Regions from separate parts of the Homo sapiens genome. Here region 1 is linked to region 2. Evidence: chromatin contacts called from ENCODE Hi-C or POLR2A ChIA-PET data. All regions are on one chromosome and are shown on one strand. The core of a region is the stretch at or near the end of the contact, and the rest is flanking DNA. Distances in the headings are between cores, read along the strand shown.

The links. Hi-C counts contacts between places; a loop is a spot of excess contacts on that map. ChIA-PET counts read pairs that join two places held with the same protein, here RNA polymerase II (POLR2A). Pooled maps may share reads with other maps.
Region 1: a pooled map shows a loop between it and region 2 (2.7-fold over the local background). The contact joins two enhancer-like sites. A Hi-C loop is called at or near these places in 1 of 168 maps with a recorded cell type or tissue (tibial artery) and 1 of 50 pooled maps. POLR2A ChIA-PET finds 5 or more read pairs at or near these places in 1 of 52 experiments (activated CD4-positive, alpha-beta T cell).

What each region holds. Positions count from the first base shown.
Region 1 is chr15:71,324,538-71,330,518 of GRCh38, forward strand. All of the region lies in intron 6 of THSD4 (thrombospondin type 1 domain containing 4), which reads left to right. Among named protein-coding and RNA genes, the nearest start is that of THSD4-AS1, 140 kb to the left of the region's middle. Within about 2 kb of position 4,156, at least 3 of the 41 ENCODE cell types and tissues checked have a DNase peak (open chromatin) inside an H3K27ac peak, as active enhancers do.
Region 2 is chr15:71,216,858-71,223,431 of GRCh38, forward strand. The region is part of intron 4 of THSD4 (thrombospondin type 1 domain containing 4); the gene reads left to right. Among named protein-coding and RNA genes, the nearest start is that of THSD4-AS1, 31 kb to the left of the region's middle. RefSeq lists an enhancer at 6,572-6,574. Within about 2 kb of position 2,839, at least 7 of the 41 ENCODE cell types and tissues checked have a DNase peak (open chromatin) inside an H3K27ac peak, as active enhancers do.

The sequences.
Region 1 (5,981 bases), core at 2,906-5,405, 110 kb after region 2:
TTATAAATGAAAACATACAGTATTTGGTTTTCCATTCCTGAGTTACTTCACTTGGAATAATGGCCTCCAGCTCCATCCAAGTTGCTGCAAAGACATTATTTTGTTCCTCTTTTATGGCTGAGTACTATTCCGTGGTGTATATATACCACATTTTCTTTATCCAATCATTGGCCTATGGACACTTAGGTTAGTTCCATAGCTTTACAATCGTGAATTGTGCTGCAATAAAACATACATGTGCAGGTGTCTTTTTGATATAATGACTTCTTTTCCTTTGGGTAGATACCCCTTGGTAGGATTGCTGGATGGAATGGTAGATCTACTTTTAGTTATTTAAGAAATCTCCAGACTGTTTCCCATAGAGGTTGTACTAATTTACATTCTCACCAGCTGTGTATAAGTGTTCCCTTTTCACCACATCCACGCCAATACCTATTGTTTTCTGACTTTTTAATGGCCATTCTTGCAGGAGTAAGTAGGTATCTCATTGTGGTTTTCATTTGCATTGCCCTGATGATTAGTGATGTAGAGCATTTTTTCATGTTTGTCGGCCATTTGTATATCTTCTTTAAAGAAATATCTATTCACATAATTTGCTCTGAGTGTATAATTTATATAACCAACCCTTCTTGCTGAAGATGTGGGTTATGTATAGATTTGACTTGTCATGCCCAATGTTGCAAGAAACTCCTCATACATGTACAGGAATCATATCTCTCATCCAGAAAAATGAGACTGTTATCTGTAACCTCCAGTATGCTATCCTCCTTTTCCTTCCATTGCAAGACCATCAGCTTTCTCTTTATTCCTCAGTTCAACAGTCTCTGAGTACTTACCCAGTGCCAACCAGTCCTGAAGCTGACACTGGTGATAGAGAGATGGCCAAGAAACTGATTTTGTCTGCATGTATGTAGAGCTGACAGCCCAGTGGAAGGAAGGAGGCAAGTGTGGGGATGAAAAGGATGCAAGGAACCTGGATACCAGAAATGTCCAGCTAATGTTCTAAGGGAGTTCAAAACTGGGATATGTCACAGTCACAGTCCTCCCTGGAATTCAAGTCAGAGTACAAGGTTACATGATTTGTGATTATTGCAAACCTCAATTTCCACATTTGTGCAATGGACTGTCAGTACTGACTGCTTAGGAATTTTTTTTCGAACCTCTTGTGATTGAGGCTCAGCTATTGAAATGCCAAGCCCAGGTCAGAGATTAGTCAGAGGAAATGCTAAATTAGAGCCCATTTGACTTTTATGTATGACACTAATTAAACAATAACAAAAAAACTCCAAGAACTCTAGATAGTTTGTCCAGGGGACACCTATAGGTTATGATAACATCAAAACCAGAACCAAAAAAGCCCAAATATTTTTCCTGGGAACTTTTTTTTCCTCACCCCTGAGTAATTCTAATAATATGCATGTAAAATACATTATGGGAAATCCTCTAACAATTTCCACCTCTGTGATAAATGTTGCATTCGAGTAGAGCAAGAACATCTACTTAATAATTCCATATAACTATTCTGCAAAGCTGCCAGGAGCAGAATTTAGTCAGTTGGGTATAGCACGAAGTAGATGGCGTGAGAGAAAGAAAGAAATGGTTTGAACCCAGACTTGGCCACTAATGTGACCTAGAACAAGTGATTTAACCCTCCAAGCTTTGGTTTCCTCGTTCACAATGTGGAGATAAAAAATGATACATACTCTACAGGGTAGTTGTGAGGGGTCAATGAGTAAACTACATGTCAAGGGCTTAATGTCAGTAACAACCAGAGTGTTGCTGGTCCAGAGTGAACACTCAGAAAATGGTGGTGGTGATGATGATAGTGGTGGTGATGATAACGGTGATAGTGGTGGTGGCCGGGCAGGGTGGCTCATGCCTGTAATCCCAGCACTTTGGGAGGCCAAGGCGGGTGGATCGCCTGAGGTCAGGAGTTTGAGAACAGCCTGGCCAACACGGTGAAACCCCGTCTCTACTAAAAATACAAAAATCAGCCAGGTGTGGTGGCACACACCTATAATCCCAGCTACTCAGGATGAGGCAGGAGAATTGTTTGAACCTGGGAGGTGGAGGTTGCAGTGAGCCGAGATCACGCCACTGCACTCCAGCCTGGGCAACAGAGCAAGATTCCATCTCAAAAAAAAAAAAAAAAAAAAAAAAAAAATATATATATATATATATATATATATTAGCTGGGTGTGGTGGCACATGCTTGTTATCCCAGTTACTCAAGAGGCTGAAGTGGGAGGATCACTTGAGCCCAAGATTGAGGCTGCAGTGAGATATGATTATACCACTGCACTGAAGTTTGGATGCCAGAGCGAGACCCTGTCTCTAAAAAGCAAACAGGCCGAGCATGGTGGCTCACGCCTGTAATCCTAGCGCTTTGGGAGGCCGAGGTGGGTGGGTCACCTGAGGCCGGGAGTTCAAGACTAGCCTGACCAACATGGTGAAACCTTGTCTCTACTAAAATACAAAAATTAGCTAGGCATGATGTTGGGTGCCTGTAATCCGAGCTACTCGGGATTCTGAGACGGGAGAATCGCTTGAACCCAGGAGGCAGTGGTTGTGGTGAGCCGAGGTCACACCACTGCACTCCAGCCTGGGTGGCTGAGCGAGACTCCATCTGAAAAACAAAACAAAAAACCAGCTCAAACACTCCAATAGACCACTTCATTCCATTCCTTCTTTTAATTGTTCATGGTGGCCTTTTCTCCCCTGTGAAATACATAAATTCCCATAGTTATGGAGGGGCTCACACTGTCCTGCCACCGGCCTACAGTTTCAAACAGCTCCTGTCAGCTAAACCTTAGCCGCCTTCCACCAGGTTCTGGAACCTCCCTTGGGAAGCCTTCCCTGACTGACCTGACCCACCTAGAACTTCCTTTCTTGGGACTCCCTGAACCACACACTTTATAAAACCAATTCACTAATGCCTTATTATGTTTTAATATGTATAATATTTATTTTGTCTATGAAAGTTTCATTGCGTTTGTCTTCCTAATAAGTTAAAGCTCTAAGAAGTCAAGAATTCTGTTTTATTTACTTTTTGAATGCCATTTCCTTTCTTTTAGAAACCCCCATTCCCTTCTTGTCACCCCCCACCCACTGTGGAAAAAAAAATTGTTTAAAGCACAATGCTGAATGTATATGGCATTCAATGCATAAAGCTGTATTTGGATTTCTTTTTTATAAATCTTGATTTTTCTCTTGCCCCTTTTGCTTCACCCTACTCCCCATATCATGTGCCTTCAAATATACACAAACACAACCTTTTGTATTTATATATAGTGACCTGCTTGCAAAAATAAATGTGTTAACAATGTAGGGCCTAGGACACCTGATACCATTTGAGCCTCAGAATGTATTAATTCAGCCGGGTCTGTGCAAGAATGGTGATTTTTCAATTAAACATACTGTAGCAATGATGGCCTCTTTTCCCACAAACTTACTAAGGTAAGGAATGGGACAAAAGTAAAGCCACCTTCTTTCCTCCATTACAATAGGCCGTGTCCTCCTTTCTCAAACCTTGGCTCAGAGGCGAGGCTTGTAGTTCACTGCTGCATTCTGCTGGGAGAACCATGGTGACCCTCTGGGTCATGGTCCCGACTGGGACACCGTATTTTCGTGCTTCTTGTTTTTATTGTTCCTCTATTTCTTTTTCTTTTGAGTCCAATCTTCAGTCAAGCCTTCCGTGTGAATGATAGTGGCCACTTGGGGATCTCCATCTGCATTTTATTGTATGGCCACGCAAAACCTTTTATCTAATTCCTAGAAGACATCGATTGCTGCATAGCTTGGTGGGTGAAGAATGGAAAAGCACAATCTCACTTTATTTTGCTGGTGGCTTTGCCCTCCCTTTCCTACAAGCAGTCATTCAGGCCTAATGGTTCTGTTCCTCCTAATTATTCATTTGTTCATTCGTTCATTAATTCATTCAGTCTGCCATTCAATATATATTTATCAAGCATCCACTATGTTCCAGGTGCGATTCCAGGCTTCAGAGATAGAACAGTGAATCAAACTGATAATGCCCCCCTCTCCAGGAGCCAGCATTCTAGCGAGAGAGAATGACTTGCTGAATTGTTTCAGTTGGAACTTTTTTTAGACTCTGAACCTTGGAAAAAGTCCACTTTCCATGGGCTTATTAAATGTGCTGAATCAGACAGTTGGTGCTGTTTACTAGAGATCAGGGTTCAACCAGCTTTAGCTGCATGACCCAGAACATTTGATTTTATGATTTACAAAATAAAAAGTTATGGCCCTCTGCAGATGTCCCATCTAATTTGCTCATTGTGTTCCTTAGAGGCAATGTGGTATTGTGAAAAAAGCAAGACCAAGCTTTGCGGTTCAAGTGGCCCGTGCTTGCTGGGCCTCAGTTTCCTGATCTGTAGAATGAGGCTGGATAAATCTAAGTTTCTCTCCAACTCTACAGTCTGATGGTTCTAGTACTACAAGATCAAGATTTTTTTCCTAAAGAGCCATTTGTCTTATTTTAGCTTCAAGCCAAGCCAGGGCATCTGAGAAATACCAAGCCTCCGTTGTGATGTGTCGCCATGAAAATGTTGGCTGCCCTCTGGATGCAAGTCTGCTTGTGCTGTGCTGTGGCTCAGAGTTAAATTTAGATAAAAATCAGTTAGGAGCTAAGAATATTCCCAGCTTTCCTGACAGGTTGTATCCATCATTATGGGAGGAAAAACAAGGAACTGGCTGCCTGGCGACAGGGAGCGGGCCAGGCTGAGTGTGAGGTCAGGCCTCGGCTGGAATCTCACGGACTTGAAAGGACAGAGACGTTTCCTGAGATGTCTGCGGCAGAATGTGGGAGGCTTCAGCCTGAGGAAAGTTCAAGTTGGAGAGAAAGGTTGCCAGACCTTTGAGTGACCCACACTGCTTATAACTTCTAGAAGGTTCTTTTAGGGAAACCTGCTTAGAATGAAACCCTGAAACGTCCTTTGCTGCCTCCTTAACAACTTGCATTAGAGAGTTTCTTCAGCCAAAAGGCGAATGTCTGTTGAGTGGAAAGGAGAGGACGGAGTCGATGTTGTCCCCTGTGAGATGTCATGTCTCAGGCAGTATGCTGGACATTCCCGAGACGCCAGCTCTGCTCAGGTGACTTGTGTGCCCTGCCCTTGTAAGCCTCGAATTACTCATCGTGAAATTGAGGTCAAGCCACTCACTCACAGACAGGGCTGTGGTAACAATAAAATGAAGGGTGCTTAGCACATTGAAAATAACTCAGGCAGTGTTCCATTATTGCTATGGGCTGGGCGTGGTGGCTCACGCCTATAATCCCAGCACTTTAGGAGGCCAAGGTGGGTGAATCTCTTGAGCCCATGAGTTTGAGACCAGCCTGGGCAACATGGTGAAACTTCATCTGTACAAAAAATAAAAAATTAGGCAGGCATAGTGGCACGTGCCTGTGGTCCCAGCAACTAGGGAGGATGAAGTGGGAGGATTGCTTGAGCCTGGGAGGTCGAGGCTGCGGTGAGCTGTGATAGCACCATTGCACAATCTAAACTGGGCCACAGAGCAAGACCTCGTCTCCAAAGGAAAAAAAAAAAAAAGACCACCATGATTGTTCTAGTATTGTTTATTGTTGTGCCCTCCTGGGCCAAACGAGGAGGGGTGGGAGCTGCCCTGGGTGTGCCTATGAGGAGGGCCTTGTGGTCTTGTGGAGTCACTCAGATGTGCTTTCAATCTGAGCTCCCCCACTTCCTAGCTATAGGACCTTTGTTAAATTCATCTTTGAGTCTCAGTCCCCACTCCTCAGAAATGGGTATGACATGTACTTTCTAAAGCTATTCTAAGAATGGCATGCAGTTGTCATTAATTAAAACACGCAGCACACGGTAGGTATTCAACAAACATGGGGAATTGTGTATCATCGTCAGTAGAGGATGCTCTCAAATTACACTAACTCTGCTAAAATCCAGGCCAGGATTGTGATTCGTTGGGAAGCCTTGGGGAAGTTGCTTCGCCAT
Region 2 (6,574 bases), core at 1,589-4,088:
CACCATCTGGGCTCACTGCAGCCTCCAACTCCGGGTTCAAGCTATTCTCATGCCTCAGCCTCCCGAGCAGCTGGGATTACAGGCATGCACCACCATACCCAGCTAATTTTTGTATCTTTAGTAGAGGTGGGGTTTCGCCATGTTGGCCAGGCTGGTCTTGAACTCCTGACCTCAAGTGATCTGCCCACCTCGGTCTCCCAAAGTGCTGGGATTATAGGCATGAGCCACTGCGCCTGGCCCATAGTCCCTTATCTGAAATGCATATGGCCAATATGTTTTGGAATTCAGAACTGCCCAGATTTTAGAAAGGTAATTCAGACATATTTCACATGTTAATAGCATTTCTTCCGTCGTATGGGACAGCATCCCATAATCAAACACATTATTATTTCTGCAATGAAACATATGGATGTTCTCACCAAGCAGGATACAACAAAAAGATCATAAGTAGCCTGATATCGGTTAAGATCAGGTTTGAGGCCAGGTGCGTTGGCTCACTCCTGTAATCCTAGTACTTTGGGAGGCCAAGGCAGGCAGATCACGAGGTCAGGAGATCGAGACCATCCTGGCTAAACGTGGTGAAACCCCATCTGTACTAAAAATACACACACAAAAATTAGCCAGACGTGGTGGCGGGTGCCTGTATTCCCAGCTACTCGGGAGGCTGAGGCAGGAGAATGGCGTGAACCCGGGAGGCAGAGCTTGCAGTGAGCCGAGATCGCACCACTGTACTCCAGCCTGGGCAACAGAGAGAGACTCCGTCTCAAAAAAAAAAAAAAGATCAGGTTTGTTGGCCAATGAGTTTTGTCACCAAACTGACAAAAGCCTGAAAAGGAAAGACAAATCTTGATTTTCAAAACTCTTAATTTTAGAATTGCAAATTTATAATAGCTAAGGTTTATTAAATATCCATCCTGTACCAGGCACTGTTCTTTTTTTTTTTTTTTGAGATGTAGTCTGGCTCTGTTGCCCAGGCTAGAGTGCAGTGGTACCATCTCAGTTCACTGCAACCTCCACCTCCTGGGTTCAAATGATTCCTGTGCCTCAGCCTCCCTAGTAGCTGGGACTGCAGGCATGTACCACCACGCCTAGCTAATTTTTGTATTTTTAGTGGAGATGAGGTTTCACCTTGTTGGCCAGGCTGGCCTCGAACTCCTGCCCGCTTCGGCCTCCCAAAGTGTTGGGATTACAGGCATGAGTCACCGTGCGTGGCCTCCCCAGGCACTGTTCTTATCACTTTACACTCATGGTCCTATAAGAGAGTTGCTAATAGCATCTTCATTTTAGAGGTAAGGAAATAGAGTCAGGCTTGAAACCCAGGCCATCGTGGCTCTAAGGACGTGACCTGATGAAGTAGATGTTACACCTGAGGAATCAGAGGACCTAGAGCCAGTGGACAAGCTGAGTTTTGAAGGCGGTGCTGCTCACCCCCAGATCCCTGCAGTACTCATCCTCCTGCGGGTGCCAACTGAAGGGATGGAGGGCTGGATTTGGGTGAGGTCTGAGTGGGAAAGAGGCTTCTTGAAAGCCTCTGTGGTGGAGAACCTAGAAGAGCTGCCTGAGGATCAGGCTCTTGTTGGCCACAGGCCTGTGCTGCAGGCATTGTGCCTGTGTGTTTTGGCAGCAGGAAATTTTTTTCTTCAAATGTATTGACGGGGGCCAGTTAAACTGTTTACTATGAAGTTCCTGCAAGTTTTTATCATGCTCTTGTGATTTGACAGTTACTGATGAAATAATCCAAATATTAGCCTAGGAGGCCTGTGCTGCCTACATATGTCATGCTCCTCCCGGCTGATGAAAATCACATTTGCTTATATTCATCAGTCATTAGGTACTTGCATAGTATATTTGACCCCAAGGAGAAATGTCAGCATATTTTCAGGATGGCTGTCCGCTCCACTCTCTGTTTCAGGTTTGAAGTTTGAGGAAAAGGCTGTTGGAGTTTAGATGTTTAAAAAATTGTTAGGTTGCTCTGCTAGGCAACAGGAAACTTCATTGGAGTCAGATAACAAATGAAGCTATTCAACCTTCCACCAGATATTTATTAAACATCTACTATGTTGTAAGGCCCTGGGACATACACAAAGGTGAATAAAAGCCAGGTTTTGGGACCTCATGGCTCTTACTGACAGGCTAGAGCAGTTGTTTGCAAAATTACCATTTTTTTTTTAAGCAGAAGAATCCGTTCTGCAAAATCAATCTTAGATGGAGGCTCAGTTTATGTAATAACACACGTAAAATCTGAGTTGCTCTGGTTGAAGCCTCAGAGGTATTGCTATAGAAACCTGGGGTCAAGATCCAATGGAACAGTGGTTTTCAACCTTGACTGACTGTTAGAATTTTTTTTCCCATCTTTTAGAAACCCTGACACCCACGTCACACTCCAAACCAGCATCGGAATCTCTAGGGGCCACCCTCAGATGTTGGTCTGATTCCAATCCAGCCAAGTTTGGGAAGCACTGGTCTGGATGAAGCTCTTTGGAGACTCAAGTTTCCATGGAAAAGATTTTGGGAATCAAATATTGTCTAGCAGAATTTTCCAAGTTTGGTGAGCACGTATCAGAATCACTTGCCGTGGAGTGGGTGGCTTGTTAAAAAGAGAGTTGCCAAGTCCCCACCATCTCCCATGCCTAATGGGGATTCTGATTTGTAGGTCAGTTATATGTTCTACGTTTCTTCATTTTAAATGCTTCTGATATACCCTAGAGTTTGAGAACCACTCCTCTAGAGGGTTGGAAAAGATGCACATGTAAATGCCTTCAATATAAGGCAGTCTGATGAGATAGTAGTGACAATGGCTCCCATGTTGAAGCACGTCTCCTGTGCAGGCATTCTTTCAAATGCATGACAACATTTACAGTTACACAACCCTGTGAGGCAGAAACTATTATTCACATTTTATAAACAATGAAACCGAGGCTGGGAGGAATGAAGTGACTTGCTCAAGATTACCACTTGAGAAGCAACAGCACTAGAATTCAAAAGAGGTCTGCCAGAGTCTGACACTAAAGTTCTTTTCACTGAAATGGGTATTCTGAAAATGAAGCTGCTGACTTCCAGCTGGTGTGTTCAGAAAAGCTGTGTGGAGGTTGGGCTGTCTGAGCTGTGTCTTGACAAATGGATGGGATTTAATAGTGAAGGCTTAAAATGAGCTGCATCTCTTCCTTTCAATGTTCAGCTCCTTTAACCAGGGTAATCTTCTTTGCATCTAATCCTAGGCATCACGTGAGTTCAAAAAAAAAATTAGAAGTCACAGTCTCTATTCTTGGGGGCCTTACACTTTGGTGGTGGAGAAGGGCAAACCCAAAAAACACTGCCCACTCTGGGAGATGGTAGAGATACGACCAGGGTTCAGGAAGAAGGAATCCTTGTGGAATGGAACAGTCAGGGAAGACTGCACAGAGCAGGTAGGATTTGATGAATAAATAGAATTTACTTAGCTGGAATATATCTGGAAACTTCTTGAGTCCACTTGCTTCCATATCAGGCCTTTGTCTCATTAAAACAAGCACATACGTAGTATAAATCCTACTCTAAAAGCCTCAAAAATAACGTCAATCTTCATTGGAGCTCTCCCAAGGATTCCGAGCTTAGGACAATTAAACTTCTCTGAGCCTCAGGGGCTTCATCTTTCAAATGAGAGTAATAATAATACCTATCATGTGGGGTTGTTGAATAATTCAATGAAATAATACATTCATATTGCCTGGCCCATAGTGGACACTCATTAAATACATTCATATTGCCTGGCCCATAGTGGATGCTCAAAGTGAACGCTGTAACTCCCATTATGGGTCTAAAGGCTGGTATTAGATAGTGTGTTAGAGAGAGTACCAGTTAGAACTCAAGTGCAGCAGAAGGGATCAGGTGAACTAGGGCCACTCAGGAAGACAGGGAGCCAGGAACTGAGCTCCCGTCCAGATGGGTGGGACTCTGGGAAGCATAGACTGGGTGCAGCCAAGACCCTAGTGTCTGTGCTCCCTGCTCTCTGCCCCTTCTTAGTGTGGCTTGCTCAGAAAAATCCTCCACAAAGGGTGGCATTCTCCTGTGATTTAGTGAGGGCAATGGCAGCCTGGGGAGGTTCCAGGCTAGGGGGTTCATCCTTCAGGTCTTGGCCAACAGATTCCATAATGGCACTCAACCAAGTCATCTTTCACTCCAGGCCCAAGGCTGTGTCCCCGTGATGGCTAAAGGGGAAGGGGCGAGTAGGGAAGAAAGGTGTTTAGGTGAGTCCTGCAAAGCATGCCGCATTGTAGCAACTCACACTTGTGAAACTGAAGAGACTCCTTGGTAGGGGAGACTTCCCCCTCAGTTTCTGGAAATGGGTACCTGTAGACTAGAGGGTGCTGGAAGGAGCCCCTGTTACTATAGGACTCCCCTTCAACTTTTCTTCCTCCAATTATTTTATTGTGTTAAAATACACATAACATAAAATTGACCATCTTAACTATTTTTAAGCATATGGTTCAGTGACACTGAGTATATTCATACTGTTACGCTACCATCACCACCATCCATTCACAGAACTCTTTTTATCTTTCAAAACTGAAACTGTACCCATGAAACAATAACTTCACATTCCTTCCTTCCCCCACCGCAGCCCTTAGCCAACCACCATTCTACTTTCTTCCTCTATGATTTTGACTACTCTTAAGTATCTCATGTAAATTGAATGATACAGTATTTGTCGTTTTTGTGACTGGCTTATTTCACTCAACATAATGTCCTCAAGGTTTATTCCATATTGTAGCATATTCCTTTTTAGGGCTGAATAGTATTCCATTGCATGTATAGACCACATTTTGCTTATCCTTTCATCCATCAGTGGACATTTAGGTTGCTTCCACATTTTAGGAATTGTGAATAACACTGCTATGAACATGGGTGTTTTCAGTTCTTTTGGGTGGAAATTGGGAAGTGGAATTTCTGGATCATAGGGTAATCATATTTTTAGATTTTTGAAGAACTGCCATACTGTTTTCTATAGCAGCTGTACTATTTTACCTTCCCACAACAGTGCACGAGGATTCCGTCCTCACCAACACTTGTTATTTTCTGTTTTTTTTTGATAGTGCCCATCCTAATGGGTGTGGGGTGGTATCTCATTGTAGTTTGGTTTGCATTTCCCTAATGATCAGTGATGTTGAACATTTTTTTATGTGCTTAATGGCTGTTTATGTATCTTCTTTGGAAAAATGCCTGTTGGAAAAAAAGTCCTTTGAAGACCTTCCCTTTTATAACTCTGAAAGCAGGGTGGATTTCTTCCCATTCCCAAAATGTCTGGGGAAAATGGCATCCAGAAAGACTCCCTGTGGCCCAGAACCCAAGTACACAACCTAACAGAAATGTGTTGTAAATGTCTGTTGGTCAGTTTCACCCAGCTTCCACAAAGACAGGGTATGAGAGCAGTGCCCTCTCTTATTTGAGGACTTCAGGTGATTTTTTTCACCACTCTCATGCTAAAGGGCCCGATATCAGGCAAGCTTTCCTTCCCACTGGACTTCCTTACATTTGCCTACATTAGCCAGCTTTTCTGGTCATTCATCACACTCATTAACCAGCTGGAATCTGGGGAATGGGATATTTGATGGCTTTAATTCAGATTTTCAAGTATGAATTTGAGCCAAGCAGTGCCAGGTTGACAACTTTCTTCTCCTGGAGACAGCTGTGGGTGGCTGGGATATGAAAGCCTCAACTATGAAAATCATGACCCTGTTCCCACTGAGGGGAGTGTGTCATATTCCTCAGGTGTTTGGGGGTGAAAGAGGTTGAGGAGGGTGGGCTTCCCAGAACTTCCCAGAGCAGTTTCCTATAGACGTTTTTCTGTGGAGCTGATTTCCTGTTGGGAAGGAGTCTGGTCGGGTGAGGAAAACTCTTGCCCAGGCGTGCAGACCCACACTTCAAGAGCAGTTTGTGGCCAGCTCTCAATGACTGGGGCTTTGAAATACAGTGCTTTATTAGAATCTAGAAGAACAGGAGCTACACACCCTGAAAGGCTGTAAACTACAGGATAGTTATGAGTGCAGCTTCTGGGATTGACAGGTTTGGATGCTCCATCTGACCCTGCCACTTGCTGGCTGTGTATCCTGCCGATGTTACTTAACTTTTCCCTGGTGGGAATAATAATACACCTACCTCACTGAGTTGCTGTGAGTTGGATAACTCACACCACATGCTTAGCACAGTATCTCCTGAGTGCTCAGTAAAGGCGTCTCAATGCCTTCCACCTGCCAGACACACTGGCAGTTGTTTTGACCTGCAGCATTTTATCGTGTCTTCATTACAACCTGTGTGACAGATGCGTGGTGTTCTCATTTATGGATGCCAAACTCAAGGGTCAGGGAGTAAATATCTCCTTCAAGGTCACGCAGAAGGCAAGCAAGAGAGCACAAGCCTGTGCGACATCATGCTCCTTTCAGACCTGCTTTTCTAGAAAGCCCTTTTCAAAGTGAAAGGTAACACTCATTAATTTAGCTAAGTTTGATAAACTAACACCTCTTTGAGATGGAAAATGAAATATTTCTCTAATATTTATCCCAAAGCTTTTAGTGTTACATAGGAATACTGAAACTGG